Regions from separate parts of the Homo sapiens genome. Here region 2 is linked to region 1. A link is an interaction called in ENCODE POLR2A ChIA-PET data of the cell type or tissue named here. Cell type or tissue: CD4-positive, alpha-beta T cell. All regions are shown on one strand.

Region 1 (2,500 bases):
AACAGAAGCCAGATCAACAGCTAATCATGCTTGTGAAGCCCAGATGATTTCAGAACTTGGATTGCTAACCCTGAGACAGATGGTGAATCAGGTACACAAAAACAAACCTTATGTGGCACTGAGGGATGTTGCCAAGGGACAAAAGAGGTGACAGTTTTGTTCAAAATCAGACTCTGTACCCAGCTGTGCTTCCAGCCAGCCTATGGTAATATGAGGCCAGATGAGACCACCAACACAGCCATGATTTTTCTTTGGCAATGGGGCCTGAGGAATGACCCTAGAGGCTAGAGTCATAGAACACAAACAGGCATCCCAGTGTCCTCCTCCCGTTCAGAACCGAGGGAAAAGAAACGGCCATAGGAAGAGTTTATTTTTCCTGAGCTGCTGGAGGATCACCTGACATTGCCACCAACACAGATTATTTTGCGTAGGAGTCCACCCCACCTTGTCCCCGCACCTGAACCAACAATCCTGACCTTCACGGGGAATGGTAAAGGTTCTCCTGGCAGGAGGAAGACCTGTATTGCCTGCTCCGTGTGCCCTGGCTAAGCTAGTTTGAAGTCAAAACTTTAATATCCTTTCAACTGTCACTGACTTCAAATATGCTTCAGAGAGCTTCTTAATCTGGTTTATGTTCTGTGGATGAGATGCCTGATTGGAGCCCAGAAATGCTGCTGTAAATCAAATGCCCCGATTAGAGACACTCCTCAGAAAGCAAGATCCCTTAGCAGCTGTGTGGCTGGGCTGGGAAGACCACCATGCTCCTGGGAATTAATGGGTAGCCCACTCCCCTCACCTGCACTGACCCTGTCATCGAGTCACCTCCACATCGCTCTCCTTGAGCTTTCTTCCTCCTTGCCCTGCTTGTCAAATACAGACAGGGCTGCTGATTTTGTCTACACCCCTACCTTTCCCCATTTGGGGGTCCCCAATAACCCCCGGCGCTGCTGTCTGCTGGCTCCTCTTTCCTACGGGGTGGTGGCCTCCTTAGACTTCTGGGTCAACCCCTACCTCATCACAGCAGGCCATGCACAGAGACTCCACAGAAACAAAGGCTTGGAAAAAGTCCTCCACCCCCGACGGAACTTCTTAGCTGGGGTTGTTTTGGTGAGACAGGATGTTCACATCTGAAATGTGCCTCTGAATATGCAAGTGGGTATTTGCCCATCATTTATTTGCTATGCATAAGATTTCCACGCACGGCTGACGATTTTCTCTCATAAACAGATGCCCCAAACTTCCTTTCTCTCTCTCCCTTAAACCCAACATCTGGGCCATCTACGTGGATGCGCCATTCTATGGGGGTAGCCACATGGGGGTGGGAAGGAGATGCAGTCGAGAGAGCTGAGCTTTAGCCCTAGAACGGCCGGAAACTTCCCAGGGACTTTGGGCAGATCGTCAAACCTCCCCGGGGTTCAATTTCCTCCCTGACAAAGTGAAAAAAAAAAAAATGAAGCTAGTGTTGCCCCACCTGCCTGCCCAGCCAAGCTGTAGGGAAGAGGAAATAGAAAATGCAATGGCTTTGAAAATTAGAAACTGTGACATCCAATTGTATGATACAGAAAATGACACAGGGCATCTGAAAATGGACCACCAAGCCTCCCGAGGGAGATTCTGGATCCAGTTGAGCCTCCTTGGTACTACTTCAATGAGTCTGAAGAGTAGAGGCAGAGTGACATGATCATAGTAGAAAGAATAACACGCAATTTATTGCAAGCTCATTGCAGGTTAGACACTGTGTAAGTGCTTCTCATGCATTAGTTCACTGAGTTCTCACCACCCTCTGAGGCTGACATTAGTGAGATCCTCATCTTACAGAAAGAGTTTACGAGGTCAGCTGGTTTGCAGAATGTCACACAGCTAGTAAATGGTGTCACTAGGACTTGTACTCAGGTCTGTCTGACTCCGGGCCCTGAATGCTTACCCACTAGACTAGACTAAAATCCTAATGGCACATTAGACTGACTGCGAGCAGCCCTCTTCCCTCTCAGGACCTCAGCTTCCCTCCCAGCTGATGGAGAGGATGAGTAAGGGACTCGATGCTGTTCAGACCCCTTCCAGCTTGAGCAAACTCTCATTCTTGGAATGAAGCTTGGCTGAGAGCAAATTGTGAACTCTTGAAGGAGGCACTTAGTGACAGTGCCGCATGCTGCTCCCTGGCTGTGAGACTTTTCTCCTGCTGTGGAGATGGGCCATGAAAAGAGAAGGGCTTCCTGTTGTTCACTTTATAGCTCCCCATTCAGGCAGTGCTTCTTCTAACAGACTCTCAAACTGCATGGAGGCAAGTTGTTGTTTTGCTGGGAGAAGGGAAGCTTCTTTAGGCTAATTTCCCCCTCCTCCTGATTCTTCCTGTTCTTTGTAGTCTTTTGCTTTACCAGACTCGGATTTGCAAACCTGTTGTCAAGGCAACACTAGGTTTCTCTCTTTGCACTCTAATGTCTCAATGGGGGTATCCATGGCAACAAGAATACCTTGCGCTTTCAAAGTCAGTGACCTTCCA
Region 2 (2,500 bases), 240 kb after region 1:
AATTCTGTGGTCTTGTCAGCTTCGTGGTGATAAAGGCAGTTTGTGTTCCTTGGCCCCTGGGTATCCTCCTTTCTGAGTAAGAATGCCTTGTCTACCTTTTGAAGCAGTGGACTTGCTACAGCTTAGAATCTTGAAAATACTGTTCTGCTTAATGCTGTCACTCAGTTTTTGGACAAGAATGTTATCCTTGGCCTTTCATTAGTTGGGGTCATTTTAAGTTGTCTTCCAAGAGCCCAGAGCAAATGTAATTATAATATTATTTTAATAGCCTAGGAAACAATAAATAGGTTTCCACTGAAACAGAAACTTTAGCTGTAAGGTTTTAATAATAGTATTTAGCACTTCCACAGTGTTTCCTGTCTTCAAAGCACGTTCTGCACTTTAATTAGCTAGAATGACTGAAACTGCTATTGCAAATGAATATCAAAGCCTATGTCATGCAGATGATGAAAGCAGGAATTGTAAAAAGCATTTCCTAGTCTCAGTTAATCCTTGTAAGAAGGCTCTATTACTTTAGACCATAAAAGTTCTTAGAAATCGAATGTAGTGATTATCTAGGACATTTTTTTTTCTTGTCATATTCACTAGTTAGTAACTCCAACCATAAAGTAACCCTAAACTTGTATTCAAAACTAAACATGATATAAAACTTCATTTCAGAAGACTTGAAGTCAATTACTGAAGAATTAACTACATGGCCATATGACATTTTCCTATTTATTATCCATCAACTCATTTTAAAATGATCTGTTTTTAATTCAGAACATACTCTAATTCAAACAGAATGTGGACGTACATTGGCCAGTGTATTTGGACCCAATTTCTTGAGCCAGTGGCTTTGAGATGCTGTTCAAACATCTACTTAAAAGCATGGCACATAATATGAGGGCAAAGAGGACGTTTTGCAGCCCTTCTTGATCTTTCCTGACTCTCTGATGGGGAGGCACCATCTGTGAGAGAGGCTTCCTGGTCTCTGTGGACAGACGCCCAATTCCCCAGGCCATCAGTGCCTTTCTCACCACATCCCCATGAGCCCCAGCGTGGGCAGGAATGGACTTTTAACAAAACCACCATCTACCTCAAGAAGGGGGAAGCTAACAAAAAGAGATGACATGTATTACTTTGTTCCTTTTAGAAGCCTAAATGATATGATGCACATGTTACCCTTCATTGAAGATTCTAGGTGGACACACAACTTGGATATCAACAGGGAGCAGAAAACAAACCCACTAGCAGGACCAAAAGGCAGACCCATCAGCAGAACACAGGCGGCAGCTTCCACAAGTAACTCCAAAACTGAAAGTCAAATCCAGGAGAAGACTGAGGAAGCTCCATTTTCTTTGAGGTACATCAACATCAATAACAGATCAATGGACCCACTTAATGGAGCTCTTAATTGAGTAGAAAAAAATATTTAAGAGTTTTGCCGCTCTACGGCAGGAAAGCTAATTTTCCTAAACTGAAATATCCTTCACTTCCCTTGGGGAAAAATTTTCATGAGGACTAAGGTAATGGGAAAACCTGTTGCTTAGAACTTTTAACTTGGCCTTGAAGATGGAAACTCATCCAGGATGGAGAATAATGTAGGGAGACTAGTTAAAAATAGACATGGACCAGTTTACTTTCCTGCTTATTTACAAGATGCCTTATTTAAATGACACTTTGATCCAACATCTTACTAAACAAGTGACAACAGGAAAAAATAAGAGGCAGTTGGTGCACCTGGAGATGTGATATTGAGCCCAGTCAGGAGGCCTGAGGTTCTAATAAAATTTCCTTAGATAAAAGAAGCCCTTTATAATTGTTCTTATTTTAAAGATTTTAGGGTTTTTTTCATGGTATTCACTTCTTCAAATTTAGCTCCATAGAATTGGAGTTTAGACAGTTAAAAACACTGGATTAATCAGGCAATTCATTTTGTTTAGTTAAATGCTGCTTTGTGGACATATACAAATGAAACGACTGCTAAATAGAAGTTTTACATCTTCAGATTTTATCTACCTGCCAACCAAATGTAGGTGATCATTTTCAAACAGCCCTGCCGTTATGGTCTAGCCTCAGTTTGGGAAAACTGAGATTTAGACTGGGCCTCAGGTGTCATTCGCCTTCAGAGCTAAAACCCCCTCTCCAGTCCCACTTCCATCTGCTGTTGGTAAACCAGGAATTAAGCAATTAACGTGACATAATTAGTCACACATTTAATTCATCTAGAAATGTAGATACCTTTTCATCGTTTTGTGTTTGCCCACACGTTTTAGTTGAAATTGAAAAATGTGTAATTACCGCTTAGCTCCACCTATTTCCCTGGCTTTTATTTTGAGGGGGGAACTAACCATCGGGGCACAGTCTGCACAGCTCCCAATGAGGAGGGCTGCCCCCTCTTTTCGTACAGGCTCTAACTCTCCTTCCCAAGGCCACTGCAGCCTTCCTCTGCTTGATTTCCATGTAGCCTCCAGTTGGTTGAAATTCAGCATTTGCTGGGGAGCTCAGGGCTATGCCC

What was found. ChIA-PET counts read pairs that join two places held together with the same protein. Peaks named below come from ENCODE experiments on the same cell type or tissue, not always from the same donor. Only the 100,000 strongest peaks of a DNase experiment are listed, where the experiment ranks them.
Region 2: POLR2A ChIA-PET joins it to region 1 with 6 read pairs; 9 of 35 experiments call an interaction of 5 or more read pairs at or near these places.

What each region holds. Positions count from the first base shown.
Region 1 is chr20:59,122,017-59,124,516 of GRCh38, reverse strand. It overlaps a transcript of ZNF831 not described here. Among named protein-coding and RNA genes, the nearest start is that of ZNF831, 41 kb to the left of the region's middle. RefSeq lists an enhancer at 1,941-2,490. In CD4-positive, alpha-beta T cell, no CTCF peak of the experiment used is centred here; DNase peaks (open chromatin) are centred at 1,256, 1,846, 2,186 and 2,446; H3K4me3 peaks cover 2,145 bases; H3K27ac peaks cover 2,500 bases.
Region 2 is chr20:58,883,692-58,886,191 of GRCh38, reverse strand. All of the region lies in intron 1 of LOC101927932 (a long non-coding RNA gene), which reads left to right. It also overlaps a transcript of GNAS not described here. Among named protein-coding and RNA genes, the nearest start is that of GNAS, 6.5 kb to the left of the region's middle. In CD4-positive, alpha-beta T cell, no CTCF peak of the experiment used is centred here; no DNase peak of the experiment used is centred here.